2 separate regions of the Mus musculus genome follow, and region 2 is linked to region 1. A link is a loop called in an ENCODE intact Hi-C map of the cell type or tissue named here. Cell type or tissue: left cerebral cortex. All regions are shown on one strand. Each heading gives the region's core, and the rest is flanking DNA. Links, peaks and the distances in the headings are about the cores only.

The links. Peaks named below come from ENCODE experiments on the same cell type or tissue, not always from the same donor. Only the 100,000 strongest peaks of a DNase experiment are listed, where the experiment ranks them.
Region 2: a loop joins it to region 1, with 3.0 times the contacts of the local background. A loop is called at or near these places in 22 of 42 quality-filtered maps.

Annotation. Positions count from the first base shown.
Region 1 is chr4:86,001,118-86,017,108 of GRCm38, reverse strand. It overlaps a transcript of Adamtsl1 not described here. Among named protein-coding and RNA genes, the nearest start is that of Adamtsl1, 45 kb to the left of the region's middle. In left cerebral cortex, for the core only: no CTCF peak of the experiment used is centred there; DNase peaks (open chromatin) are centred at 6,816, 7,061 and 9,353.
Region 2 is chr4:85,839,925-85,855,915 of GRCm38, reverse strand. It overlaps a transcript of Adamtsl1 not described here. Among named protein-coding and RNA genes, the nearest start is that of Adamtsl1, 210 kb to the left of the region's middle. In left cerebral cortex, for the core only: a CTCF peak has its summit at 4,223; no DNase peak of the experiment used is centred there.

The DNA of each region.
Region 1 (15,991 bases), core at 3,739-11,738:
TTTATCAGTAACAAACATTTTCTGTTCTCATTTCCCCTGTCTTCTTACTCAAGATGACCAGGAACCTGGCTTTCTAGTTCTTTGCTGTAGGCAGAGAATAGTTCCTGGAACATGCTGATAGCAATACAGGCTTGCCCAAACTGAATTTTTATTTCCATAGTTGAGAAGTGAGCAGAAGTCTTATGTTGGGGCATCTCAAAATAATAGATGTTCACAATTAAGTTGCCACAGATGCCTGATTTTTCCATGAAAATGGGCTTATAGGTTCATGTCCCAAACATATAGAACACAAGACTTCCTTCTTTTAAATTAATGAGTTAATTAATTAATTAATTAATTAATCCACGTGTACATCCACGTGGATGTCCCCACCCTGACAGCCCCACATGACCTCTAAACTCCCTGGGGCCTTCAGTCTCTTGAGGGTTAGGTTCATCATCTCTGAATGAACACAAACCCAGTAGTCCTCTGCTGTATGTGTGTTGGTGGCCTCATATCAGCTGGTGTATGCTTCCTGGTTGGTGGTCCAAGAGAATTTGGACATCCAGTCTCTGGGGAGTTGTCTTGCCCAGTCTGAATGTGTTTTTTTCCCTGTGACTGTCCCCTCCAAAATGCTGCTGCTATGGCCTACCAAATGCCTTCCTAAGTTGAAGCCATCACATAAAGTTTCAGAGTTGTCTCATAGACAATTTATCATAACTCACCTGCCTGAAACACTCAAATTTACAGTTTCTAGCAGCTTCTTGTATTGTGGAAAGATATGAGTATAGCAATTAACATTCCCCTAAACAGCATTTCCCTAAGCACCTTACCGGCACACTTTGTAGAATCCATTGGTATTCCATGTTTTCTATGCCAGGACTTTTGTATTGTAGACCATGTCTGTTAGAGTTTTATGAGTCATTTGGTTGAAACTTGTAGAACTATTTGAAAATTCTCTCCGGCTTTACTGTTAACCAAATAGTTTAGAATCTAGCCAGTGTTTTGGGCTTAATTAGGGTAGTATGAATAAACTGAGTTTTCTGCTTAGATCCCTGGGATTAATATAAACCTGGTTATAAAATCGTGGCTTCCTTTTCAAATTGTGCCTTTAATTTGACCTTTCTGAATGGTTGCCAGTCAGTTCTGAGGTGTATCACTATTTTAAACATGTCCCTATTAGGGCTCTTAAAAGCAGTTTGGGTTTCCCAGTTTCATCTCATCAGAGTTCAACACTGCTTTTGTAGTCATTGCAAGTAATCAATCCATTGTATTCCTTAGGAAAGGCCAATAATGTATATACGAGTTCACAAAGTCCAATCTTTCACCCGAGGGAAGCTGGAACAGCTCTCTTATATTCTACTTCATGAAGGGATTTGTCCTTTTTAGTGGAAATAAACACATGCACAGTTAGCACTTGATTATTAGAGAATATGTATTGATAATCAATTCTTGATCACCGAATGATCATAAGGTTTGAGGCCTGAAACAAATGGAGTTGTTTTTCACTGTGTGCTTTTCATTGTGATCAGAATGGTGGAAGCTGATTGGCAGCTCCTTCTCTACTTTCCTGACTGTTGCCAGCCCTATCTTAAAATAAATAAATAAATAAATAAATAAATAAATAAAAATAAGGGGGAAGTTAGTCAGTTTAAAAAGTCTAACTAGGTTACTTTACATATTTAACATGGTCCATGCGCCAACTTCATATAGAGCTCCACCATCATTTTCATTATGACATTGCTGTCTAGTGGGGGATGTGGCATGTTTAGAGAAAATCCTACTCTCCCTTAAGTTTTAATTTTTTTTTTTATCATAAAGTTTCAAAAGCACAGCCCAAATTGGAAAGAAGGGAGTGAGGGACATCTGCTGCTATCTGGAGATACCCTACTCCATAACTAAAGCGATTAGCGTTCATTTCAACACGTCGGAGAACAAAGATACTGAAAAGCCTGCAAAGGGTGGGCTCCATCAGCATTGCGAAATAAGGCACTCTCCTCCACACTGCTTAAGGAATTCCATATACATAGTAACTGTCAGCCACGCCATCTGGGTTCCCTTTTCTTCTTAAAGGAATGAAAGAAGTGGGCTCAATGAAGAAATGCCTTAAAATTAGACTTAAGGATAAAATAATGGCTAGCCCGAGGGAGAGACATATTAGTTTGGAGTGTCTTTTGGAAAGATACAGAGAACTGAGGTTCTTACCAGCACCGGCTGTGACTTTGATACAGACAGGTTCTATTAAACTAATCCTTGCCATTTTACTCGTGTGATAGTAGACTGAATCAGCAGATAACATTATGATGATTCCTAATGCTCAGGTGGATACAGTCCATCTTTCCACACCTCACATTGGTTCCTTTTAATAACAATCATGTGAGTAGCAAAAAATTATTGGAATTCAAAAATAAAATGAGAATAAAGTCTTGGACTCCAGATTGATTTTCTCTACTTAGCATTATTTTTTTTTAATCCCATGATTATTATGTTTGATTTGAGAACAGTTTTTGATAATTCTTGGTAGTCTGCTATGGAACAAAAAGGAAAACCTACCCAACTCAACATTTACAGGAACATTTCCTATTGTCTGGGCTCTCTGTTAGTAAATCAGGGCCAATATAAAGCAGTATAGAAAAGACTCCATACTTTATCTTGTCAGCATTTTTATTTAATTAAAAACATCATCTGTAGCTGATACCTAACTGAGATGAGTAGATTCCAAACATTTGATCAATGAGTAGATCAAGTGAGATCTATTCAGCTGACATTTTAGGAAAGGGTTCTATTGACTTTGTGTTTGGTCTCAAAAGAGTATACTATCACCTAATACACAAGGGACAAGGCTGTTCCTATGGAAGTGTTGAAGATTTTTGGTTTTCTAACAACACTTTAAATGTCAGAGGTTTTATTGGCTGATGAGAAAGATGGCAATTACATATCACATGATCTGCACATCCTGCAGACAATAGTTGTCCTTCTTCCAATATAGTTTGGTTATCTATTAGTGCCACATTTGGGTCTGAGGAGCCTGAAAATCTGCTCCCCACATCAGTGCATGAATAGAGTTGGACATGAAAATAAAGCTGTAAGAAATGGGGGTAATAATGTGATGTACACAAAATGTGGGGCGAGCTGAGATGGAATAGAGGAAGACTTTATAGAGCAAAAATGCTGAGCCATTTTTTAAGAACCAGTGTTTAAGGAAGGTATATTTGGGCTCTGGAACAGAGGGAGTGTTTAAACATTTGGAACCATTATTGAAGCATCGGTCATCTTAAAAAGTGCTGCATTTCTCACTCCTGGAAGTGTTGAAGTACAAGTTGGTAACCATCTGCCAAGCAATGAGACACATGATTTAAGCTTTGCATCGCAATTTGGACTAAAGACCTCTAGTGTTGCTTCCAACTGAGTTTTGGAGTTTCTCAATAGTGTCTTGCATACAGATTCTCATCCCCATTGTAACTTCTTCCAAATCTTAAGGATCTGGGTCTTCAACAGTCTCAGAGGATGTCCATGATTGTCTCTGAATGAATGTGCAAAGACATACTTGGGGATAATGAGCCAGAGGGATACACTTTTAGCTTCTTCCAGTAATAGGATGTTTCCTGAGATTTGCCTCTAACAGGGCCAAATACTCCAAAGCCATCCAAGCAGTACTTGTTTGTGGTTATATTCTGAAATTATTACTTCAATATATCAACAAATAAAAGCACCTCGGAGCCATCGCTCAGCCCATATTTGTCCCCTAATTTGTATTTAATGAATCTCTTTTGATCTTGTGTAATAGAAGAGCAGAAGGTGGTAGGAAAGGTTTGGTGCATGTGTGGTGTTTACTCAAAGAACATGTTAGGAACGCTCTACATATCTAGCTACACAGCCTATTTGGCACTTGCTGAGTAGTGAATACATCTGGACAGTTTGGCAACATTTCCTCATCATCTCTGTGGGGGCTTAATATATGCAAACGTCACAAAACCCATCCAGAATCCTGTTTCATATCTACATAGATAACCCAAAAATCGTATAGGTTCAGTATTCCCAGCCACATCCAGCCCGAGTTAGAAGTACTAAGGAGCACTGGTTAGCAGTACAAATGGAAACTACTTCCTGCTTCTTTCAGGCTCCATTCAGAAAAGTTTGTTGACCCTTTGACTAGTACAACTTTCATTCCATCTTGAGGAGAGCCTGCCAGTATAAAGAACTTTCCCATAACCAGGGCAACTGAAAAACCATGGGCTAGCATATTCTTATTATGACTGTATAGTAGGTACAGACTTTCTTTTAATGCTGTGATGAGTGGAGCTCAGGGGAATTACACAGGTGGTCAGAATGGGATGAAACCTTGGGATGAGCCCATGAAACCCACTTAGATATAAATAAGCATGTGTCCAAAACATACTTTAGTTTTCTACGTATGGAACTTTTTCAAAGTCTGTACTAAAGATGCCTTCTTATTATTATTTGAGGACATTACTCTGAATTGTGAGCCTTTAATATAAACAATGTAATGGATGAAAATGCTAAACATGGCAGGAAAAAGTAACCAGAGATATAAAGCTCAGGAAGCTGATGTGATCCACAGAACACTAATGCTATTGGAGGAGGATTGCAGACTAGGTTCTGGTGCCTTGGCCATGGCATTCACAGTGTTGTTGATAGATCTGTGACACATCAACTGGTGCTTAAGAGTGCAGATGCCCAGTCCCACTCCAGACACTCTGGAGTACTATGTACCTGTCAAGAAGATTCTCAGGTGATTTCCATGCAGCTAAAATTGTACAGAAGCCATTGTTTTAAAACACAGCATCAAATCACTAGAGACTTTAAATGACATGATTTTTTTTTACATGAAAAAAGACGTCAGTGTATAAAAATGGAAATGAAAGGTGGAGATCCCATTTTCCCCTAAAGAGGAATGATAAGTTAGTAAGAGAATTATTTATGCCTAATGAATAAAATTAATGGTGTTCTGCATTTTAAATTACTCTTAATCTTCTTTCCAGGGTCCATAGAACCTTGAAAGTATTGTTCTTGATGACTCAACTGTAATTTAATTAGTAAGCTGAGATTCAACAGTCAGTTTGGCTTAAAAGCCTACCTGTTAGGCTATGTGCTCACGCAAACACATCATACACCAACAAGGAACTCTAAGCATCTTTAAAGATGCATCATGTGAAGTTATTTCTTCTTCCCATAACCAGAGAAAACTGGTTTATAATCACAATAAGATTTTTGCAAAAATACAGACTGAAAGCTATAAAAGGTATGAAGTCATAACCAGATTGACTGAGAGGTTATGATTTCCAAGCAAAGAGAATAATGTTTCCAAAAATAATACAGCTGATCTAGTGGCAAAACATATGTCATCATGAAATGCCAAGTTTATAGATGCAAATATATGTATGTGCATGCATGAATATGCATACATGTATATAAAATACTATGTGCTTTAAACTGCTATGAAGTAATGGGGGTAGCAATTGGTCGCAGAGTTTGTAATAATGCTATAATTCAGACACACACCATTAACAATCTCATTGATAAATCATTGGAACTCATAACTGACTTTTGATTTACTTTTGTGTTGACTGTAGTTGTGACTCCAGGGAGTTGTTTATCCCTGACCATTTTAGTGAGGGGCAGCACTAGCTAATCTGCTCAGTTTCTGAACTTTAGGAGTTATGCTTTGAATTAAGGAAGATTTATGAAGGGAGCAATGGCCTTTTACGGATTACATACGAAAGATCAGAATGAGTAAGAAAGAAGGCATTCAAAAGAACTGAGGCTTTTTATTTATGCACATTAAAGAAACACACAGTCAAAATGGCCCCAAATCCAGTATATTGCCTCATTTTTATACATTGAACAATTTATCTCTTCTTATTTAGATACTACTGCTTGAATATGTTTAATTTTGAAAACTGATGTGTTCTAATTCTCATTATCTAATTTCTCTCTCCCTCTGTCTCTCTCTCTCTCTCTCTCTGTCTGTCTGTCTCCCTATCTCTTTCTCTCTCTCCCTCCTCTGGTCCTCCCCTCTCTGTCCCTCCTCTTTCTCTCTCTGCCTCTCTCTTTATGTCTCCCCTCCTCTCTTTTTCCTTCTTCCCCCCTCTCTTTCTCCCCCCGTCCTTCTCTCTTTTTCTTGGCAAAAAGGAGAATCCTTGTAAGCTTCAGGAACCACGTAACATATCTTTGATATTGTCTTTAATGCTAAGTCTAATGCCAGGTATATGACAGATTTTACAAAAGCCTATTGAGTTTTGTGGAAAAATTATATAATGATCTAAAATTGCTTTACCATGCTTGGATGACTGGAAGATGTATAAAACAAAAGGTAACCCTCACATAATCACCTTGATTGGTGTGTGTTGGGGGGGTGGGGTGGTGGCGTGCAAGGTAGATGGAAAAGAAGGTAGCCAACTGTCTGACAGTTCTGGTGGAGCAGAACTTTGAGATATTAGATATCAAAGATCTCAGCTAGACACAGAGAAGGAAGGGGCATGCTACTAAGCACAGACCATACCTTTGGAACATAGTAATGGGAAAGGAGGGAAAGCTGAGTGGATTTCATCATCTTTCTATTCATCTTGAATGGCATAGCAGGCTCTGCCCCTGCTTTAGAGCAGAGAGCCAACAGAGCCAAGAACATAAATAAAATGTTTTAGCTAATGGAAAAGGTCCAGCAAACTGTAACCTAGAGGAGTTTGTGCTTACCTCAGGAAGCTTGCAGGTAGGTCCTGGGCTCCTGTCAGGACATGAACATCTTTTGAGACTTTAAGAGAGCAAGAAAAAAATGGGGCCAGTGCTAGTTAGATATTCTAGTGCAAGCCAAACTGTGCTACAATGTTGTTAGCCAAGAGGTGCCAAATTGTTGAGGTTCTAAAAAATTCAATTGCTCTTCTGAACACCCCCTGATTTACTTTGTACAGCTCAAAAGCATATGCTATGGTAACTTCTAGAGTTTGTTTTGATATAAAAGTCACATTTTGTAATATTCTTGTTAACTATGAAATAGCCAGATTACCTGTTCTCTTAACCCATGAAATTGCTTTCAGCAAAATCTACAGGAATTATCTCTAGAGTGACACTCGGGAACACCCACTCAAAGTATATTTGAACTGAGTGTGGTGGTGTATGCCTTTAATCCCAGCACTTGAGAGGCAGAAGCAAGCAGATCTTCATGAGTTTCAGGTAACCCAGGGCTATAGAGTGATACCCTGTTATAAAATCAGTCAGTCAAACAACCAAAAATACTGCTAAAGAATGAAGGTATATCCTATTAATTTGACTATATCCATATTTAGTGATTCAGCCACATAATACAAATCTAAGTGGGGAATCTGTCTAATATCATTGGTAATTACCAAGTCTATTTTTAAGTAATTGAGAATCCCATGCACATTTAAACTCATTTTGTTCAGTTGTACTCTAATTCTATGGAGATTCCTATGTTATATCCTATGTTATATCTCCAAACATATCTACCTGTCCTTCCTTCCTTTCTTCTTTTAGTTTCTTCTCTCTCTCTCTTTCTTTTTCTCTTTCCTTCCTTCCTTCCTTCTTTCTTTCTTTCTTTCTTTCTTTCTTTCTTTTCTCTCTCTCTCTTCCCTCCCTCCCTCCCTCCCTTCCTTCCTTCCTTCCTTCCTTCCTTCCTTACTTCCTTCCTTCCTTCCTTCCTTCCTTCCGTCCTTCCTCCTTCCTCTTTCTTTTCCCTTCCCTTCCCTTCCCTTCCCTTCCCTTCCCTTCCCTTCCCTTCCCTTCCCTTCCCTTCCCTTCCCTTCCCTTCCCTTTCTTCCCTTTCTTCCCTTTCTTCCCTTTCTTCCCTTTCTTCCCTTTCTTCCCTTTCTTCCCTTTCTTCCCTTTCTTCCCTTCCCTTCCCTTCCCTTCCCTTCCCTTCCCTTCCCTTCCCTTCCCTTCCCTTCCCCTTCCCCTTCCCCTTTCCCTTTCCCTTCCCCTTCCCCTTCCCCTTCCCCTTCCCCTTCTCTCTCTCTCTCTCTCTCTCTCTCTCTCTCTCTCTCTCTTTCTTTTTTTTCCTTTTTTTGAGATTGGCTATCACAATATAGCCCTGACTGCCATGGAGTTCAGAGAGTTGTATCTACCTTTATCTCTGAATGCTGGAATTGAAGCCATCATGATGCCTGGCTATAACTTAGGGGGATAAGTAATAAACTTAGTAACAAAAATGAGGAGTTGATCAATTCTAAATTTTATTCTCAGCCATCCTTGAAACACTTTAAATAGTATTTTTAATCATTTTATTATCTCCCTTAGTAACATAATTTACAGCTAACTGACCCTACTTAAACCATAGGCAGTCATCTAAAATTGTTTAGATTATCTGAATAAAAATTTACTTAAATCTCCCAGAGCTTTAAAACCCCAGAACATAAGCTTTAAAGATATAATTTCAAGAATCATGACATTGAGGTTGCACAAGGGGCAGGGGGATCAGGAACAGGTGACCCTAGAACATGTAGCCACAAAACTTCAACAACCTGGTTGAGATGTGCTATGGCTTAGTTAATGGTGGCATCTCTTTGCTGGCCCAAGTTATACTAGCATCTGACCTAGGAGACAAAAGCAGTCTGCCAGCACTTGATCCTCAGAAGCCAGGTATAGCCAGAAAGTGGTGATCGAATTCACAGACATGTCTGAAAGTCTGCAACAGTATTCGGTGGCATATGTTGCCAGGCATTGGAGGATTATAATATGGGTGAGATGAATAGCCACACTTATGCTGCCAGGCATTGTGGGGATTATAATATGGGTGAGATGAATAGCCACACTTATCACTGCAGCACAGGGAGACATTTAGGCAGTTACATTACACAGGAAGCCAAACACTTCATCTACCTCTACCTGGGTCAGGTGATCATTTTTTTTTCAAAATATGGTGAAAACAAAGACCCAGTGGTTTACCCAATTTGAACTGCAGCCTAAATTGCAAATACCAAAGAAAACCCTTCAGTCTCATTAAGGGAATACCTCATTTTGAATCTTTACTGTGTCTTGTACAAGGCATCTTCTGTACAAGAATAATTAGGGAGACATCTTACACACGCACTTTCTCTTCCATTCTTCTCAGCTCTTTGACCTTTAATCCATTCCTTTTGAAACTATATTTATTGGAGAGGCATATGTTTGCTCAAGTAAGATAGTGTTGACTGTGGCTTATCAACTACTATAGGCCAGATACCCAGGGATGAGTCCTTGAGTTGTTTCTCTGAGTAGGCATTTACTCAGAGCAGCTCCTTACTAAAGGGGCAGCCTTCAAACCAGCTTCTGAGACGCAAGCCTCCATGGTTATTTAAGCTTTGGGAGCAGAGGTAGTGCCTCATGCCTGCAATCCCAGTATGTTTTATGCTGAGGCAGGAATACGGTGAGCTCCGGGCCAGCCTGAACTGCAGAGTGAGACTGTCTCAAAACTGTCTCTCAGCTTGCAAGGATGTGCTTCCAGGAACTGTGTTCAGAAGCCAACTGCAAACTATAAATTGATGCTTCCTCCTTAAACGAATTTGCATACGTATCCAGGAAGAGTTTCCTGCTGAGAAGGTAAGGAATATGACAGTCGAAAGAGAAAAATCTAGGGGTGGTCATCCTCAACACTCAGCCTAGAAAGGTAGCCCTATGAAAGTAGCTGTTTCTGTCTCAGCTACTTTTGTACCACTGTGACCAAAATACACAAGAAACTGTGTAAGGAAAGAAAAAATGATTTTGTTGCATACCATTTGTAGGGTTTCAGTCTCTCGGTGTAGACAATGCCAGACATGCCCAATTCACTGTGGCAGGAGAGCACCATGGTGACTGCTTACCCACCACGAGTGGACCAGGAAACAGTAGGTGACTAACATGGAGGAGATGGCCATAATCCTAGAAAGCTCACTCCTACTGGACTATTTCTGCTAGTAAGGCCCCACTCCTAAAAATTCAGATTCAAACCATAATATTCAACAAGAACCACCACCAGAAAGACAGTACAAAGTACCCCTTTGTCCACTGTGATGGGATGAATAATTTTACTTCTGCATAATACACTGAACAACGTAGGTAGGGTTTTCCTTCCCTCATGCACACATTGGGTTCTGATTGTTTGTTTGTTTGTTTGTTTTCTGACTTTGGGGCTCACTATTGAATACTCCCAATGCCACCAGTACTCGGGGAGCTTTTCTGGATAATTATGTATCCTTGGGAAGTTGTTTCACCTTAATTGGGCATTTATTAAATGGCCTCTTGATTTATGGTAATACATGCTCACTGCTGCTCAGCTAAGCTGTCTTGCTCTCACGGGGACTGTATGCGTCTCGCCTTTCCTGTCTCTCTGCTGACTAGAGAGTTTAGTCCAGAGTATTCACTGTGTGTCACTGGGCAGTGTATGGATCTTTTCACAGCAAGAGTTCAACAGGGCAGCTGTTCTCGCAGCTCCACTTGTCTGAGCTTTGATTGGCTGAGAAGGCCATCAGAGGGACATGAAAATGGAAGAAGCATTAATAGCCCAGCTACTTGCTCACTCCCCCACCATTAGGCCAGGCCATATCTAAAATATCCCAGACACAGGGAAATTGATCTTATTTTAGAAGACATTCAGAGATACCAGTGAAGTAATAATTTCTTTGAGGTTAAATTTAGCATATCTTTGAATAAGTAACTCAAATGTTCTCATGTTGAGTTACTTTTATTTTCATAACTCAGAAGCACTATTAACATACCAAAACCCTACCCATTAGCCTGTGGGATAAAGACATGAAGGATAAATGCCATTAAAGGATATATTTATCTTAATCTCATACTGGAAAACTGAAGATACGAAATTTAGGACTGAAGATATGTATACAGTTAAAAGCTTCAGATTCTTTTAAAAGGTCATGGAAATGACCCTATTTTGTCCCTGCATTGAAAACAGATACAGATTTCTTACACAGCTTACAAAACTATTTGGCTTCTACATTTAAGTATCTATAAATGAAACTCAGGTAACCACGACCTTCTCTTACTCTAACCTCTAAGATCACATTCCTGTACTTATTCTAAGGTGTATGTCACTTTTGCTTTGATATGTACCCAGCCAAGTGACCTGTGTTGTCTTCAAGGAACAACAGCCATCCAACTGCTTAGTATACAGCTCTTGTCTCTAACTGGGGTATCTGTCTATAACTGAGTAAGTGAATAATATATTCAGGTAAGTGTGTGTGTGTGTGTGTGTGTGTGTGTGTGTGTGTGTGTGTGAGAGAGAGAGAGAGAGAGAGAGATCAGTAAATAGACAGACAATATAGAACATTAAGAAGATAACATGTCTTTACCTATTTCATTATTAATGAATATGAAAATACAGATCTCAAGTACAAATCTTAGATCCCAAGGTCTAAGCAATTAGCCTAAGGGCTTGAAAGCAGTCAGTCTCTTACTGGAATCTCTTACCAGAACCATGCCTAGCCAGGTGACCTATAACCACTTAAAGCCTTCTTTTTTAGGGTCTGGATAATTTATGTTTATTTTCCCATTATTTTCTAAAGTATATGCAGAAAGAAAATCCAGTTTAAATTGTCTAGAAAGTAATTTTGCTCTCTGAAGCAATAAACCATTTTTTAGGCTGAAAGCCAGGCTAGTTCCTACACATGGAATAATCCCCTGGGACCTGTAGGTCACTAGCAAACAGCTTTGGAAAATTTAATTAAAGAGATTTCCAGGAAGGAGAAAGGAATTAAAGAAATTGTCCTTACACCACATCCTATACAAAAGCCTTACACACAGAACACACTGAAGTCTAGAAAACAAGTGGGGTCCCCCAGAAGCCTCTATGATTGCTCAACAACTCAGTGCTGTTGCCAACCACAAGAAAGACAGTAGATGGTAAGATGCTGTATAGAGTCACTCAACAGCCATTAATTATGTTCTGTTCTGTATATGACTAAGACATGGGGACTGAGGACATAGAAAGGGTGAAGAAAAAAACCTTTTTCACAAGAGTTTTTTTTTTTTGTTTTGTTTTAGGTATGGGATGTTGGGAAAAAATAGCAATAAGTTTCTGAGCAATGTGATAGTGGCTCAAGTGGCAGCCACACCACATACTGTAGGAACAGTAAGGACAGATCTGCCACCTCTGAGAATACCTACAGACAGCTTGAAGGGTGAGTAGTTAAGAACCAGCTAAGACATTCTGGGTGCTAGGAAGATGATGCAAAATGGTCCCAAGAAATAAGGGACCACAATGACGAAACGGATAGAATACAGGACATACAGGACATTCAATGTGGGTAGAAAGTGCGGGATGTGGGAGCCATGTCATGAAATGAAGACTCATAACAAACCAATAAAAATGACAAAAAGGAAAGCTTGTCGAAGTGACCCCGATGCACAGATTAAATTATTCAGAGAGGAGACCACATGCCTTTCCTGATCTAAATGAAGCGGATTCTGTAAGATAGATGAAGTGCTAACAGGAGACACTGAAGAAGCAGATGGAGAGAATGGGCCTCTTGGGATGTGCCTAGGAACTCCAGGAACCTCACCAAAAACTCAGAGACCATCAGCAAGCATGCAAAGTATACTTTCCCCTTTCAAGGAAAAGTCAAAGACATTATTCAATAGGTTGGTCACGGTACACTTGTAACTGAATAAAATCACCAGAGAGATTTGATAGGAGACTTGGGAAAAATGAAATGAAGATGATCCGGATGTGGTTATAAGTTGCCAATTTTATTGCACATTTAACAGATATAGGTCATATGACATGCTTAGCTACCGCCACATTGAGGATATGGAAGAATTCTTTTATCCCACCCAAAACTCTCTCGTGCTCTGAGTTTATAGTGAGTTTTGGCTGCTTCCCTAACCCTTGGAAACACAGATCTATTCTGCAATACTAGAGTTTTGTTCTCAAAGAATGTCAAATGAATGAGTTATCTGATGCTAAGTGTAGCCCTCTGAGAGCTGCCCCTTTCACTTAGCACAATGGCTCTGGATAGCCAGTTACTGCAGCAGTCAGTGATTTGCCTCTTGGTACACACGGACCAGACCATTTCATTCTGTTGGTGCGTCTCATCTTGGTGAGGGGAGGGGATGATTACAAGGAGAGGTGTTGTGGGTATTCCTGTACCTGCTTCTGTCCAAAGCTAAGCCTTTATTTCCATACTAAACGTCCAGCAGGGAGAATTCTTGATTATAGAGCGAATATATTTTCATCTCCCAAAGATGAATTCCACTCTTTAATCTCGTGCTCTAAGGCTTCTGTTTTTGCTCCTACATTGAAGAACTCTGCCCAATCCTAGGTCAAAAAATTTTTTTCTACTCTGTTTTCCATGAAAAATTTAATAGTTTATACCTATAGATATATAACCTATTTTCTGTTGATTTTTGTATAGACTCTGAGGTTTTATGTTGTGATTTTGTTTTCTGACATATAGATATCCAAGGTTTTTTTGTTTTTTTTGTTTTTTTTTAAAAGTATTTATTGAAAAGACTATTTGGTTTCTATTGAATGACACTTTGGTTATATTTATGTGGATCTATCTTGTGGACTCTCTGTCTCAGTCTCTCTGTCTGTCTGTCTCATTTTGTCTTTCTGTCTCTGTTTGTCTGTCTCTGTCTATCTCTCTTTTTGTCTTTCTGTGTCCTGTGTCTCTGTGTATCTGTCTCTGTCTCTCTCCACTACACTATAGTGCTGTGATTACTACAGCTTTATACAATCTTAATAAGGAGCAATATAAGCTTTATTTAAAATGTTTGTTCTAACTCTTCTAATGTTCTTGAGTTTTGAAATTATCCGTATGTTCCTGGATTGTGATTGGAATGCCAGCAAATCTAGTCATCAACTTGAAAAATGATACTTTATTTGCCCGCTAAGTGTGCCAGCACATGAGTGGGACACACCTTTTTATTCATTTAGAACTGCCGCGATATCATTTATCAATAACACAGCTTATAAAATGTGTGTTGTGCATAAGCTTTAATAGATCTAGCCCTATTTTGTTTTCCTCCATTCTATCCCTATTTCTTAAACAGTAGTTTTTAATGCAATTTCAAAATTTATTCAGTTTTAAGACAGTGTGGACAAATCTACATTTTTTTTGTATAGTGCTTTTGTATCCTGCAACCTTACTAAGTACACTTTAACTCTTTTTTTTTTTTTTTTAACTAGCTGAATCATTTATTTCATTTTTTAAAATCTCAATAGAGGTAACTACATAGAAATATATACTAATCCCATTGTCCATCTGACTTAGAATAGAATATTGCACAAGTTAATTTAAAAAAATTGGTCTGAAGTTCTCTATCTTTGTTGGATCTTTCTGTGGTTTAGGTATCGGAGTAATAGTGGCTTCATAAAATGAGTTGGGTAGAGTACCTTCTACTTCTATTTTGTGAAATAGTTTGTGCAGAATTGGAATTAGATCTTCTTTGAAGGTCTGATAGAACTCTGCACTAAACCCATCTGGTCCTGGGCTTTTTTTGGTTGGGAGACTATTAATAACTGCTTCTATTTCTTTAGGTGATATGGGACTGTTTAGATGGTCAACTTGATCCTGATTCAACTTTGGTACCTGGTATCTGTCCAGAAATTTGTCCATTTCGTCCAGGTTTTCCAGTTTTGTTGAGTATAGCCTTTTGTAGAAGGATCTGATGGTGTTTTGGATTTCTTCAGGATCTGTTGTTATGTCTCCCTTTTCATTTCTGATTTTGTTAATTAGGATTTTGTCCCTGTGCCCTTTAGTGAGTCTAGCTAAGGGTTTATCTATCTTGTTGATTTTCTCAAAGAACCAACTCCTCGTTTGGTTAATTCTTTGAATAGTTCTTGTTTCCACTTGGTTGATTTCACCCCTGAGTTTGATTATTTCCTGCCGTCTACTCCTCTTGGGTGAATTTGCTTCCTTTTTTTCTAGGGCTTTTAGATGTGTTGTCAAGCTGCTAGTATGTGCTGTCTCCCGTTTCTTCTTGGAGGCACTCAGCGCTATGAGTTTCCCTCTTAGAAATGCTTTCATTGTGTCCCATAGGTTTGGGTACGTTGTGGCTTCATTTTCATTAAACTCTAAAAAGTCTTTAATTTCTTTCTTTATTCCTTCCTTGACCAAGGTATCATTGAGAAGAGTGTTATTCAGTTTCCACGTGAATGTTGGCTTTCCATTATTTATGTTGTTATTGAAGATCAGTCTTAGGCCATGGTGGTCTGATAGGATACATGGGACAATTTCAATATTTTTGTATCTATTGAGGCCTGTTTTGTGACCAATTATATGGTCAATTTTGGAGAAGGTCCCGTGAGGTGCTGAGAAGAAGGTATATCCTTTTGTTTTAGGATAAAATGTTCTGTAGATATCTGTCAGGTCCATTTGTTTCATAACTTCTGTTAGTTTCACTGTGTCCCTGTTTAGTTTCTGTTTCCACGATCTGTCCTTTGAAGAAAGTGGTGTGTTGAAGTCTCCCACTATTATTGTGTGAGGTGCAATGTATGCTTTGAGCTTTACTAAAGTGTCTCTAATGAATGTGGCTGCCCTTGCATTTGGTGCGTAGATATTCAGAATTGAGAGTTCCTCTTGGAGGATTTTACCTTTGATGAGTATGAAGTGTCCCTCCTTGTCTTTTTTGATAACTTTGGGTTGGAAGTCGATTTTATCCGATATTAAAATGGCTACTCCAGCTTGTTTCTTCAGTCCATTTGCTTGGAAAATTGTTTTCCAGCCTTTCACTCTGAGGTAGTGTCTGTCTTTTTCCCTGAGATGGGTTTCCTGTAAGCAGCAGAATGTTGGGTCCTGTTTGTGTAGCCAGTCTGTTAGTCTATGTCTTTTTATTGGGGAATTGAGTCCATTGATATTAAGAGATATTAAGGAAAAGTAATTGTTGCTCCCTTTTATTTTTGTTGTTAGAGTTGGCATTCTGTTCTTGTGGCTGTCTTCTTTTTGGTTTGTTGAATGATTACTTTCTTGGTTGTTCTAGGGTGTGATTTCCGTCCTTGTATTGCTTCTTTTCTGTTATTATCCTTTGAAGGGCTGGATTCGTGGAAAGATATTGTGTGAACTTG
Region 2 (15,991 bases), core at 3,636-11,635, 160 kb after region 1:
TTAAAAAAAAAAAAACACTGGAGGGGAAAAGCCCAGCTCACTAAAGCAGATGTACACGTGGCAAATGCACCCAATCAGATGCCACTGGAATAACGGACAAAGACTTGGTGGCCGTGAGGCAACTGGGGACCACACTACTGGTGGAAAGGGAAATTGACAGTCTCTTTGGAAGTCAGTTGAGAAGATCCACTTAGAGCTATCAAAAGGCCACACCCTCCTCCTAAGACAAAGGGAAGCATGTGTGTACAAAGACCTGCATATACAGATGTGTACACCCAGATGTGTGCAGCGGATGTGTAGCAGTGCTATTCACAACACTGTAAAATGAGAAGCCCTCAAATTCTTCTGACTCCTTAATTGATAAGGTGTATGCTGTCCATTCAATGGAATACTGATGAACAATAAACATGAAGACTTTGTTGATATAAGGAAGACTGTCAGTGTCTTTCCAGAACAGTATGTTGTGTGAAACAAATTAGACATAGGCATAATAATTTCATTTGATGACAATTATATAAAACGCAAGTCTATAGTCACAAGATCAGGTTATCAGTTGTGTATGACTGAGATAGGTCAGGGGTCAGGTGAGTTTCTGCTCCCCTGTACAAGAGAAATTTGGTGGCCATGAAAGTGCTCTGATATTTTACTGTGTTTGGTATACATTGAGCAAAAGTCAGAACTGCATATTTAAAATGGGTATGTTTTAATATATGCAAATTATATTCAAAAAGATAATGAATGTGAAACTATGTAAAATGCTGTGAAGAATAACTTAGATAAATAGCTATAAAGCAATGTATATAATTAATAGAAATAAGTGAATAAGATAAGTCACACTCTGACTGCTCTCAACTTCATTATTACAGGCAATGGTTGAATGATCTTTTGAAATTAGCTTTTATTCCATTTCTAAGTGCTCCCCTCTGAATAGCATGGCTTCTCCACATAAAATACGCAATACAGATTCTGCCCAGATGGACAAAAGATGTATTGTCTTCAAACCACTGGCTTGGCTCTCCTATACTCAACTTTTACCTCAGATATCCAAGCTTAAAAGCAACCAGATGAAGTTTTATGGAATTTTCTAAGGGGAGGGGGCGGCGGGGAGAAGACAACGATGAGGAAGAAATAATGAAAACAACTTTTGCTCATGGGAGGAAGTCTCCTGTGCCAACTCTTCGTTCAGAGTGATCTCTTCTTGGCCACATTCCAAATTCTTCCCAGTACAGGCTTCTAATGGAAGCGCTGACACAAACTCCATCACAGCTCTTCAAACAGGGTGATCTGACAAACGTGGGTGAAGCCACTCACCGCCATTTAGAGTGTGTCTGTTTCCACAACAGTTTCCCTCACCTCTGTTACTATCGTTGTTATAATAATATGCTAACATCTTTGAAAACCACCTCTTCTCCAACCTCTCTACTTTAGTATCTTTATTATATAATACAAATTAACCTCGATGATGAAAGTTTTTCAGAGTAGTTTTTCTCAACTTGGGATGAAAAGTCTCCTCCATTTTGTTTTTATCAAGTACAAACCTTCTGTTTATTTTGCCTGTTTCTGCTGCGTTGTGAAATAACACAGACAGTACAGAGTTATTTTGAAACAACTAGCTCTTTCCATGAGGACACAATCAATGTCTGTAATTCAAAAGAATCTAGATGAAAAACTTACTGATTTGGGGGCAAAAGAAATATTAGCTCAGCATCCACATGTGGGCCTTCATATTCTGCGTGTCATGCTTTATTAACAGCTGGACAGCTCAACAGAGCTGCATTATAGCCACATGTTAATCTGAAGCTTAATGAAGGGGGAGGTATGCCCTGGACAAACATGGACATCGTGTGTATTTTTATAGATGCCTCAAATAAATGAGGCTTACAAATAAGAATAATGGCCCAAGTTTTCTTCCATAAGATGTTTGCAATAAGTGAACTAATTTGCAGAGAAGTCACAGTTTTTGTTTTTGCAATGTAGGTAGAGATTCCAAAACCTTGATTCAGCCTTTTCTCTGGGGCTTCATGGCTGGAGGACCGGACCTACTCTCCAAGCCATACGCACCTGAGTGTTAAGCAGACCTTTCCAAATGCAGTTTCCCTGCATGCCCTGAAGGAAGCATGGCTTCCATGTTCTTTTTCCCTTTCTTTCTCCCCCCTCCCCCCCCAGGAAGCTTGTCTGAGACTGTTCTGAATCTAGTCCGTATAAAGGCTCTGTGGCTCTTTCTGCACAGGTGACAATGATTAAGCCTGGGATACACTCAGACACGTGATACTCAGCAGTAGAGACTGGTCATTCAGAAGGTAGCAGCATGTGGAGCTTCACGTTCCAATCTGTCTCTGAAAATTTAGGTCACAGACAAGGAGCTGGAATGGGGGCTTACCACATGGTTGGCACCATGTGTGCTCTAAATCTGGTTTCAACTTTCAGGTGCGATCAACCCATAAAATCGGCCATACTAATGCTACCACATTTGACACCCCCCTAACTCCCGAAATAACAGCGATGCCAAGGACCCCATTAGTTGAAAATATATTGTCAATTTGGAAGATGACTGTAATGGGAGGGGATGCTGCACAGCCAAAATCGCCAGAGCTGCCTTCATCATTCATAACCAGTTTTCACTTTTCTGCTTCTAGAGGAAAGTCTTGCTTTTGTGAACATCTCAGTGGTTCCTGGATCTCAGCTGAACACAGCTAAATGTCCAGTAGGGGTCAATACTACAGAGTTTAATTCACCCCGCACAACTCTCTCCTACCAACACACTCCTATAGATAAAAGGTAAAGTGTTATTTCTAGCATGCTATCCAAGTTTTATTTTCTTTTATTCTTTTTCTTTTTTTATGATCTTTAATTTTTTTTATGATCTTTAATTTTTTATTAGATATTTTCCTCGTTTACATTTCCAATGCTATCCCAAAAGTCCTCCATACCCACCCCCCCAATCCCCTACCCACCCACTCCCCCTTTTTGGCCCTGGTGTTCTAATAATTTATTTTTGCAGTTATAATTGCATCATTTACACCTTTATTCCTTCCAATCCCTCAAATGTATTCTCTTTGTTCTCTTTCAAATCCATGACCTATTTTTCTATGTTATTGTGTATGTTCTAAAATACACCAAAAAATCTTCTCAGTGCACATAACTTTTATTCTCATCTCCCTTCATTGTTCTTTCATGTTAGAGAAATGACATTTACTCATTAAAATATTACATTAAGATAAATGTTCCCCTCATGTGAGGCAGAATGAAGATAGCTACAAGTTTTAAGTGCTATTGTCTTTAAGGAAAAATAAACCTTTTCATTATAATGGAAGAGGTGATAAAAGACAAAGGAAAGCAGTGTGTGGGGGGGGGAATGGAAGAGTGGAGAAAGATGGTTAAATTAAAGAAAGATGAGCAATGAAAATGAGCTTAATGGTATTTAGGAAAACCATCTTCCAAGGCAGAGTGGAGAAGAATGGTCAGCAGTCAGGGGATATATTTGTCTTCTCACAAGCTGCAGTATTGGTGTGATTCAGCCTTTTCTATGGAAATTATAAGGTTCTGGGATAAACAAAGATCAGAACTCTTCCCAAGTGTTTATTAATGCCTATATCTGTTAATGTGGTGCTTGCTGCTTTAACAGGTTAAGTATCCAAATCCCACTAATTTCAAACAACAACAATGAGTTTTGACTTACAATTCAAACTTATATACATATTCACTTTTGACAACCTTCTACCTTCCCTGTGCCTATCACCCATGGTCATTTTGAGATTCAGGCTACTTTCTGTATTATGGCTGCACTTGCTTGGAACTTTCCTTATTTAGAACAACAAAAAGATGGGTAAAGACTCATCTACCTCTTCAACAATTCCCAGAATGGCTGGACCACTGGCATTCATACTTTCTTTTTCTACAATAGTCTGCTTTCCAGTTAAGTACAGGGAAACTGGGAACTGTATCTCTGAGCGAGACACTATCTCCTCACAATGACTCAACCTTGTGGAGATGAACATGAGTTTTAATGGCTTCCAGTAATATAGGTCTTCCATACCTCTAAAGGTCTATATGTTTCAGACCTTTTCATGTAAATTATCTTAACCGCAAGATATACTATGGGGATGTAGATATATGACTTAGTGGGTATGAGCTCTTACAGCTCTTATGAAGGATCTATGATTAGTTCATAGCAACCATGGTTACCTGTAACTCCAGCCCCATTGAATTTGAAAACCAATTCTGGCCACCAGGGGCATCTGCATATACATGGCAAACACATAGAGACATATTCATATACTCAATACTTTAAAATAATGAATATTTTAAGAAAAGATTAATTAAAGCAATAGGTTGATGGGATTAAGGTATTAGTGTTATTAAAGCTCATATAGGAACCATTTACATTTAGACATTATTTATATTTTTATCTGGCATTTATAATTAATCACTGTCAACTACTAGATTATCAAATATTCAAGTCTCAGCCAAAGTTTTTCTCATACTAGAAAAATCTAAGTTAGCAGGGTCTATGGATTTCAGAATTGCAGTTGGATTGTCTAATTAGAAAGCCAATATGATCTTTATGTACATCTATTCCTCAAATTAATGATTCAGAACTATAACCTCAAAGATAAATCATTAGGAAATGGATTCCCCCAAAGCAATTAATCATGAGTCATTACAACTGCTATTGTCTCCTTATAAAAGAAGTTCCAGAGGCTGGGGAGTTGGCTGGGTGTGTAAAGCACTTGCCTGCCACGTACATCTGAAGAACCACAGTTAGATCCCCAGTACCCATGTAAAGGCTATGCCCATCTATAATCCCATCACGGAAGAAATCAGGGATCTTTAGAGCAAGCTGGCTGGCTAGATAACTAAACTGGTGGGCTTGATTTCAAGTGAGATGTTCTGCCTCAAAGGAGAGACATCTACGGAAGAAGATAGCTAACACCAACCTATGGCATTCGCATGCATACACAGATCTGCCCATGCAGTTATACTAATGCATATGCACTCTAATGCATATGTGTGTGCACACAGTGAACACAACATTTGCATATGTTTGCATGTATCTGCATATATATGCAAAAAATTTAAAGGCCCCATAGTCCCTTTCATTGTATATGGGCACAGTGAAAAGGTACTGAGCACACATCAGGAAGTGTGCCCCCATCTGACACCAGATCTGCTAGCACTTTCAAAGTAGACTTCCAAATCTCCAGAATTATGAAAAGTAAGTTTCTCTTACTTAGAAGATATCCAATCTATGACATTTTAGTTTTATCAGAATAAATGATGAAAGGCTACATCATCTTTTCTAGGAGGTCTATGGTCTATGGGAAGGGATTCTGTATGGATGGCATCAGATTCTAAGCCTCCTCAAAAGCACAGATCTGAAACTCTGATACCTGGGATTTTGGTATACAGAGCTAGGAGCACACATGCCAACACAGGATCACTCTAAATATACAGCCGTGGTGGGGAGGAAGCAAACTCCTTGGGGAGTATTTCCCTTTGGTTTGTGACAACTCCCTTATTTCTTTCAAGTTCTGGAAAAGGTTGAGCTTTTGGGTTTGAACATCATCCAATTTAACTGAATAGGGACTGGTCTATGCTGTTTTACATGGGCCTGGTCCTGTATTCAAGTGTATTCAAGTGATGAGTTATACAGGGGATGGAGCCTCTCTTCTCCACAAACAATTAGTAACCAACATGAGTGTGAGCTAATCTTTTCTGTGTTTTGAAGGAAAACCACTGCTAGATTTATCAATAGTAAAACTACACTTGTCTGCTAGGAAACAGTTATATACTCTTTCTTTGTAGTCTTAATTTTATGACTTTTTAAATCTTCTTTCATAGAAATAAGTTCTAAGTTACTTAGTAGAACTTACAATGAAAGTCTGAAGAGATCCCATTTATCAATTGCTGATCTTGGAGACTGAGCCATTTGTGTTCAGTTCATACAATGTTCTCCTGTGCCAATGTGTTCAAGGCTACTTACCACTTTCTCTTCTATTAGATTTAGTGTATTTGATTTTATGTTGAGGCCCTTGATCCCCTTGGACTTGACCTATGTGCAGGGAGATGAATATGGATCTACTTGGATTCTCCTACATGCAGACGATCAGTTAGACATACACATTTGTTATTAGACTTCAATATTTGGTGAAGATGCTTTCTTTTTTCCGTGGTATGATTTTAGTTTCTTAGTCAACAGTCAAGTGTCCATAGGTGTGTGGGATTATTTCTGGGCCTTTAATTCTATTTCATTGATCAACCTGTTTATTTCTGTACCAATATCATATGGTTATTATCACTGTTGCTCTGTAGTATAGCTTGTGGTCAGGGATTCCTTCCAAAGTTCTTTTATTGTTCAGGATTATTTTGGCTATCCTAGATTTTTTTTTTGGTTTTCCATATGAAGTTGAGAATTGTCCTTTTAAGTTCTGTAAAAAATAAGAATTGCATTGAATCTTTGGATTGCTTTTGGTAAGATAGCTATTTTCACTATGCTAATCCCATGGATCAATGAATGTGGGAGATCTTTCCATCTTCTGAGGTCTTCTTTAATTTCTTTTTCCAGGGACTTGAAATTCTCTTCATATAGATCTTTCTCATGCTTGATTAAGTTGCACTAAGATATTTTATATTTGTGACTATGGTTAAGGGTGTTGATTCCCTAATTTCTTTCTAGACCCACTTATCATTTGCATAAAGGAGGTCTATGGTTTTCTTTGAGTTAATTTTTGGAACCTCTTAAAGTTGAAAAGCAAAGCTGTAAGGCAAAGGACATTGTAAGTAGGACAAAACGGTAGTCTACAGATTAAGATGGACTTGCAAACTTTATATGCCCCAGTACAGGGGAACGCCAGGGCCAAAAAGGGGGAGTGGGTGGGTAGGGGAGTGGGGGTGGGTGGGTATGGGGGACTTTTGGTATAGCATTGGAAATGTAAATGAGCTAAATACCTAATAAAAAATGGAAAAAATAGTAAATAAGTAAAAGATTAAAAATAATAAAAATAAACAAAAAAAAAAAAAGAAAAAAGAAAAGATCTTCACCAACCATACATCTGACAGAGGACTACTATGTAAAATATATAAAGAAGTTAGACTCCAAAAAACCAAATAACCCAATGTAAAAATGGGGTACAAAGCTAAACAGAGAATTCTTTCTTTTGTTTTTTGTTGTTGTTTTGTTTTTCAAGACAGGGTGTCTCTGTGTAGCCCTGACTGTCCTGGAACTCACTCTGTAGATTAGGCTGGCCTTGAACTCAGAAATCTGCCCGCTTCTGCCTCCCAAGTGCTGTGATTAAAGGCATGTGCCACCACCGCCTGGCTTAAACAGAGAATTCTTAACAAAGGGATTTAAAATGATCAAGAAGAACTTAAAGAAATGTTCTTCAACATCCTTGTCATCAGGTAAGTGCAAATTAAGACAACTCTGACATTCCACTTTATACAAATCAGAATGGCTAAGATCAAAAAGTTGGATGACAGCAGATGTTGGCAAGTCTATCGAGACAGTGAGAAACACTCCTCCTTTGCTGGTGGGATTGCAATCTGGTACAACCACTCTGGAAATCAATATGGTGGTTCCTCAGAAAATTGGAAATAGTTCTACCTGAAGACCTGGCTATACTGCTCCTGGGCATATACCCAAAAGATGCTTCACTATATCACAAGGATGTTCATAGCAGCTTTGTTCATAATAGCTAGAAACTGGAAGCAACTGGATGTCCCTTAACTGAAGAATGGATACAAAATTTGTGGTTCATTTACATGATAGGATACTATTCAGCAATTAAAAACAAAGACATCATGAATTTTGCAGACAAATGGATGGAACTAGAAAATATCCTGAGTGAGGTATCCCAGACCCAAAAGAACATGTATGGTATGTTCTCACTGATAAGTGGATATTAGCCAAAAAGTACAGAATACCTAAGATACATCCCACAGACCCAAAGAAGTGAAACAAGAAGGAAGGCCCAAGTGAGGATGCTTGTTCCCACTTAGAAGGGGAAACAAAATAATTATGGGAGGCAGAGGGAGGGAGGCATCTGAGTGGGGGAGGGGAGGAGAAGGGGAATAGGAGTCAGTATTAGGTATAGGGAGAGACAGGAGAGATTCCCAGAGGGCCAGGAGAATAAATGGAAATATGCAGCTGCATGGGTGTCAGGTGTGTGTTGGGGGAATCTTTAGGAAGTCCCAGAGACCTGGAATGGTGGAGCCTCCCAGGTGTCAATGCAGGTGACATTAGCCAAAATGCCCAACAGGGGGAATATAGAACCTAAAGAGACCACCTCCAGTAGCCAGACAGGATCCCCTGTGGATAGATGGAGACACAAATCCACCTACAAAACTTTTGATCCAAAATTGTTTCTGTCTAAAAGAAATGCGGGGACAAAAAATGGAGCAGAGACTGAAGAAATGGCCAACCAGTGACCGGCCCAGTTTGAGACCTATCCCATGGGCAGGCGCCAATCCCTGACACTATGCTATGTTGTGTTTCCAGACAGGAGCCTAGCAAAGCAGCCCTCTGAGAGGCTCTACTCAGCAGCTGACTGAGGTAGAAGCAGATAGCCATAGACAAACATTGAATGGAGTTATTGACTCCTATGAAAGAGTTAGGGTAACATTTGAAGGCCCTGAAGGGAATGGCAACCCTCCAGGAAGACCAAGAGTGTCAACTAACCTGGACTCCTGGGAACTTCCAGAAACTGAGACACCAACTAAAGAGAATACATGGGCTGGCTCAAGGCCCCAAGTGCATATGTAGCAGAAGGCTGCCATGTCTGGCCTCAGTGGGAGAGGATACTCCTAATCCTGCAGAGACTTGATGCACCAGGGTGGGAGGATACATAGGGGGCACCCTCTCAGAGGAGAAGGGGATGGGGATGGGGGATGAGGGGTGGGGGAGGGGCTCTGTGAGGGGTGAGGGGGAAGCATTTGGGTTATAAACTAATTAATTAGTAGAATGTTAAACAAAGAAAGTCTGAAGAGAATGATGCAGAGGGATCCTAGAGTTTTATTCTTTCACGGGGCACATATTTATTGGGAATTTATGACATAGAGATTACATGCAAGGTCTAGGAGTGAAAGAAAGTGAATCACTTCCTTTAAGGAGTTTATATTATAGCCAGCAATGTATGGATAAACTATATGCAAAAGTGCCCATATTCTTGGGCATATTATATGACCTCAACCCATAGACCACTGCTTCATACAACAAATGTCAATTACCACTGAGAAAATGTTAAATTAGAAAAGATCACATATCTAACTTTCTTTGTCTCCTATATTCAGGTTATATTATAGACACACTGGAATATACACAATGGGCATATATTTAGAATTCCAGAAATAGAAAAATAATTCATTGGCCAACAATTTGTTCATCGTAGGGTTCATTGATACATTAAAGGTTACTGAAGACTCCATTTGCTAAGAGGTAGCTAGTCCTGTTGAAAGGCTGCCACAAAACACTGGATGAACCAGGAGCAAAAGAATCAGAGCTTATCTAATGAACTTAGTTGGGTCTATAGACAGTTTTACTTAGTTGTTTTTTTTTCTAGTTGTTTTTTCCTAGTATAAAAAATTAAGCAAAGATTTTTTACTCTGCCATGTGCTACTTAGAACGTAGTCTGACTGTCTTTATAAATATATACTGAGAATGAGCCAGTCTGTCAGCTGAAATGGTATTTGATGATTTAGAGAGGACTGCACTGCCCTTTTCTCTTTCTGTTTTGCTCTGCCTAACCCACACTTTGGAAAGAAAGGAAGACCGTACTCCCCAGAGCCCGGGCAATGAATGGAGGCATTGTCTATCTTGTGAGGATAGGAATGTTTCACACGTGCATCGGAGCTTTCTTGTCGATGTGCCCCCATCCTTATGCTCCTAAATATTTTTGAATGGCGAATATCTTATAGGGTGACTGAAAGAAAAAACTCAGTAGATGTATATTGTGTGTATTTTTGTTAAGCTACTAGGAATCTGCAATTCAAAACTCATTTGCTAAATCAAATTAGTAGGAAAGGCATAAAAGTGGGTGACTTAGGGATTAAGAAACATCCAGTGAAAGTTATTAGATGGTATTAATCAATATGAATACCAAATGATGCAAACCCAGTTTATTTTGGATATGAATGATTTCAAATGGGGCTAAGTTGAGATATGTAAACAAACATAGAACCCAGCGCTGAGCATACTACTCAGGCTCCAAAACTTATGTGAAAAGGCAAAGAATTTACCATGGTGAGTTACACTATCAGAAGGGCTCCAGTTACTGCCCCTTACAACACAGACGTTTTAGAAGTGATACCGATATAATTTCTGGTTAAATGACTTGTAGTTCTGAGCACACTGCTTAATTTTTAAAGGCTCCACATTTATTTTATACAAAGAAGCTTATAAATTACTAGATCTAATAGTTTATAACATCAACATTTTGCAGAGTTTATAGGGAGAGTGGTGATTATGAGAAATTACAACTCATCTCTAAACAATCTTTCACTCTCAGAGAAATTCATACATAAAATCACTGCAAAATAATGTCTCTGCATCTGGGCTCCATGCCTCACATTGAGGAGATTAAAATATTCTTGGAGGTATAAGTAGATATCCTTTTAGAAGAGCAGACAAATAAAAAAATGCTGGGCAGATTCACAACAGAATTTCCTAGTGCTTTTTTAAGCGGGAAGAAATCTTTAAAAACCTTCACATAGGCGTTATTTAAGAACTGAGTTATTAACATAAAATACAGAACATTTAGGGAATCAATTTTGGGGATATTCTTTCTGCATTTTCATTGAATTTTTGCCTCTTAAAGTAAAACTGTCTATAGACCCTAATACAGTAACAGGTTAATTTCTGTCAGCCATGTGTTGAAGCACAGCAATGCACACATTTTACATTTCCTGCCATTTGTCCTCTCTTATGGTGGCAAGAAAAATGTGCTTCTGATAAATTTCTGAGACTGAGGTAATCTGAATTCAATTTGGTCACTTGTAAAACTCGAGTCTTATGTTTACCAGCTCTCTCACCTGTAAGAACCATAAAAGATACAAGTTCTGATACCCTTTAAATACATCTGGAACTGGGCTTGGCTGATTCCCGTACTATGAGGTAAGCAATCCCTGCATGATTGACTATATTGCTCTGAAAACAGTCTCCAAATGACAATGTACCAAGTTAGGTAACTTGGACTTGAAAGCTGAGGCCAGGATTCAAGATAGATAGAATTCATTTCAGAGAAGAGCATCCTCAAGTGATGCCTGCAGGGACCCAGATGGCCAATGCTCTGTGCCACCCAAGGCTCTTTAGGCAAAGCACATACTCAAATGGAATAGTGCCAAGGTACCACAGCCTGCAGTATCTCCTGTACTTGAGCATATTGTAAGCAGATGAGGTGCTTAGGGCATCAGGCATAATCCATTTAGTGGTGAAGACCTGGGGGTTATTGCCCAAAGAGCCCAGACCAAAATGACTGTAAGTTGGCAAGAGAAATCTAATGGACTACATGTTACCTGTCTAGAGAAAGAGTTGGAGGTGAGGAGAGGAACCACCCATATGAGTCACAAAAATGGAAAGATTGCAAAGAGCCATCCATGATCAGTTTGCTTCTGTCATCGCCAAGGAAGTAATTTCATGCCCGCCCCTCTTGAAAGGAAACCATGTTACCATGGTGAAGAAGATGGATACAAGCCATCCATGCTTCCCAGGGGTGATTCCTCTGAGATGGCAGGATTCTTTTGTTTTAGTTTCACATGTGTGAAAACACAAATAAGGAAACACTTTTACTTCTAGAACTGGTCTCAGCCATAGAATGTCCACCCTTAAACTGGCAGTTCCTACATTCTAAATGTTCACAGATATCATTTTCGATTTTGAATAAATAGCCAGTTTGAGAAAGGACTAAAAATGTCATGCTAAGGAGGCCATAAAATTTCATAGCAGTGAGCATGCAGTCACCTAGCCCATATTAGCCTAACAGTAATGGCCTTTTCCTGATTATTGGCTTCTCAGCTGGAATGAGTGACTTATGTGATCAATAACCAGTAGCTTTATATTCACTCATGCCAATCATGGATTCACATAACAGTAACAACTGTCTTGTGACCTGTTCAATTTCCTTTTACCCTGTGAAACCCAGGCCTGTGGTTGCCCCTTTGGGGCCAAAGGGCAGAAAGGATCTCCAGGTTTGCTCTCTGTAACCACTACCATTTTGGCTTGTATAAACTCCTTATTCTTTTGTTTTATTCTTTTGAGAAAAGGTTTTATTATAATCCCAGCTGGTCTGGAACTCACTATGTATACTAAGCTGGTCTAGAACTTTCAAGGATCCCCTTGACTTTGCCTCACAGGCATGGGTACAGGCATGTTCTACCATACCTTAAATGAGCTCTTTATTCTCATACTGAGAATGCTTCTGTTTACTTTGTGGTTTACAGGTTGGGCATCCATCACTATCTACTAGAATCAGATACATTCTTAAGCCTCACTTTGGCCCTCTTAATTCTTGATTTCTGGAGTACCTAACTCTGCTGAACTTTGGTGTTGAAGGTGAGACCTGGTCTACTGCAACATTGCCAAGGCAACAGTCTCTCAAAGCCATCACTTTCTGTAGAGCTCCTTTTACCCAGCCACAGCTGAGCCTGGTGGAAAGTTATAAGAACAAAGAAATATAAATGCAAAAATAATGTTTGTAAGCAGCAGTAACCTAGAAATACACAACCACAGACACCTGCCCTTATAAACCATGTTGATTTTTCCATGTTGATTTTCCCATGTTCTATGACTCAAATATGTAGAATCTTCAGAAATACAATCTAACAGTGAAGTTCTCGAGGGTAACCAAGAGCAGTGATTAAAGGTATTAAAGGTTAAAAGTATATAATATTGATTAAAGGTATTGAAGGTTAGAAGTATATAATATTGGGGGCGGGCTATGGGACTTCCCTGGCCTACAAATCCAACAGAAGTCACCTATTCCTGGTATTGGGCTTTGGAAAAGGAAGGCTTAAGTGGGGGGTGGGGTAATGGGAGGGCAGAACAGAGGACACAATAGGGAAAGGGATAACTAATACTAAATATCTGAAATGTCTGAAAATGTCATATGAATAATTACTTCAGCAGAAGCCCCCCATTAAATACATATATACACATATATGTACATATTAAATGGAGTTACCCTTAACAGGGCACCAATGGCCCTACTGGGCACTCTAGGCTAGCAAATAAAAAGCCTGTTTTGGCTTATTTTAAAACCATTTGATATAGAAATTTCTCAGTGATGCCACAAGTACAGCATCACATTTTAACCTTTAAAAACGAATAGAAAAACTTTCTAATCGTAGCGGACATCTAAATGGTGGTCATCCTGCGTTCAAAGAACTTATGTCATTATGTTGAATATTCATTTCGTCGTTCAGTAAATACCTGCTGCAGATGATTAGTGTAAGGCAATAAAATAGTCAGAATCCCTGGCCTCCCGTAGTGGAAGAGACACAACTGTGTGTTCTGTTGAGTAGGAAAACACACAGCATGGCAGCGACGAGTATGCAAAAGGAGAAATGAATCTGGGAGAGAGCTACTCCGTGCTGTCTGTGAGGCTGGCGGCAAGCCAGGCTGCCATGGAGATATGACACAGGGCTGGCCTTAGGGCTTTTCTCACAAGGTGAGTCTTACATAAAGATCTGAAGGAACTCGGGTAGCAATGTGTGTGGAGTCTTGGCAACACAATATCCGGATGAAGCCACAGAAAAAGGAAAGGCATATTTAAGAAGGAGGAGGAGGCCAGAGTGGTTGGAACTTGTAGTGGTTTTTCAAACTGAGTTCCTTTGGCCCTAGGATTCTCAAGCGACTTTTGTAGTGCTTCCACTAAAGACCACTGGAGAATATTCTCTATACAGCTACTACCAATGCCAGCATTTGTTAGAGGTCAGGCGCTGGGCCAAGTTGAATTTTCTACCTTATTTTAACCTTTATAATAACTTTTAAAGACAAGTTGCTATTAGTAAAACACACTCTTGTGACAATCATTTCACAGAAACAAAAGCTTGGCAAGAGAAAGTCATTTTCCCAGGGCCATACCATGAGCCATGAAGCCAGGATTTAAATTTAGATAATATGAATATGACTCAGTACTCTATATTCCAGGAAGCAAGTGGAGATGCATGGTTTTGTGGAAGAAAGAGGAGGGAAGAACAGTATTTTAAAGTTTTATTTCATTCTATCCTCTGCACAACAACCCAATATTAGTAAATATGCTTATTGGTCATCAGAAAATCACCTTTGACAAATGTCATTAAACTAGATGTACAAAGTCCTAATGGCTAGGCACTTGTTCTGAATGAGGAGCTCTGTAACAGAGAGCTCCTCCACACCAAACCACTCATTTAGATACTGATCAGAAATAAAAGTGTTTTAAACAGACCACTGAGACAGGACTCTTGATCCAAGGGAGGCAGATAAATGAGAGTCCATCATTAGAGAACAGGCAAGAGAAATAAAGTCAGAAAATAATAAGTCTCTGAAATAGAGACGGGGAACTAATGTCAAGGTTCTTTGAAGGCATCTGAGGGAGCAAGCCAACAGAAGTGGACTGAGTAAAGAGACAGACAGAAGCTGAAAATGATGGAAAAGTCTGGAGAGTCTGTGAGCTGGAGACTGAGAACACTGCACATAGCCGAATGACCAACATCTCTCCTTTCAATAGTTTGCATTTTAAACCACATGCAAACTAGTAAAAATGCTCAGCAGGTCATTGTCTCTGTCAAGCTGCCATAACAAATTGCCACTGACTGGGTAATTTAAACAGAGGTCTATCGGTCTGCCGGCGTGCCTTTCTTTTTCTTTCTTTTTTTTTTTTCTTTTCTTTTTTTCTTTTTTAATATTTTTTATTAGGTATTTTCCTCATTTACATTTCCAATGCTATCCCAAAAGTCCCCCATACCCTCCCCCCCCCACTCCCCCCTACCCATCCACTCCCACTTTTTGGCTTTGGCATTCTCCTGTACTGAGGCATATAAAGTTTGCATGACCAATGGGCCTCTCTTTCCACTGATGGCCGACTAGGCCATCTTTTGATACATATGCAACTAGAGACTAAACGCAACACTCCCACCCCACCCAGTCTTTCTTTTTCTTTTCCTGTCTCTTTTTCTTTCTCTTTTAGTTTTATAAGTTCAAAGTCCATGGCCCAAGTGACATTAAATTTTATTTCTCCTAAGATTTCTCCCCTTGGCTTATCAATGGTTTGACATGCTAATGTGATGCTCACATGGCTCTTCCTGGGGGCATACACAGGAGCTCTTTAGTTATGCTTGGGCCAATCCTTATGATGTCAGTTAACCTGAATTATTTTCCTGCAGATAGAGGCACATTTTGGTTTAGGACTTCATCATATCACCTGGAGGAAGCTACAAGCAGTACATAATAGCAACTGAAAAATTGTGTGGGAATATGAGAGTTCAGACTGGACCATGATGGTATCAATATGCCAACAGAAACTGAACCAATGTGGTGATGGGATTACTGAAGGTCACCATGGTAAGAGTAGGTCTGAATGTTTCTACAATGCCAGGTAATACCAATATTGAAGAGATATGGGAGGCAGTATCAGGAGCAAAAGAATTACTTAAACATGAAAAGAAAGAAAGAAAGAAAGAAAGAAAGAAAGAAAGAAAGAAAGAAAGAAAGAAAGAAAGAAGAGAAAGAAGAGAAAGAGAGAGAAAGAAAGAGAGAAAGAGAGAGAGAGAAAGAAAGAGAAAGAGAGAGAAAGAAAGAAAGAAAGAAAGAAAGAAAGAAAGAAAGAAAGAAAGACAGACAGAAAGACAGAAAGACAGAAAGACAGAAAGACAGGAAGGGAAGTTGGAGAAAGGAGGAGGAGGAGGAGGAGGAAGGAGGAGGAGGAGGAGATTAACTCGGAGAGAAGAAAATTCTCAGAAAATTGAGATACTAAGACATTGTTAGAGTTTAAATGATATTAAACCTCTTCCACTGAGGTTT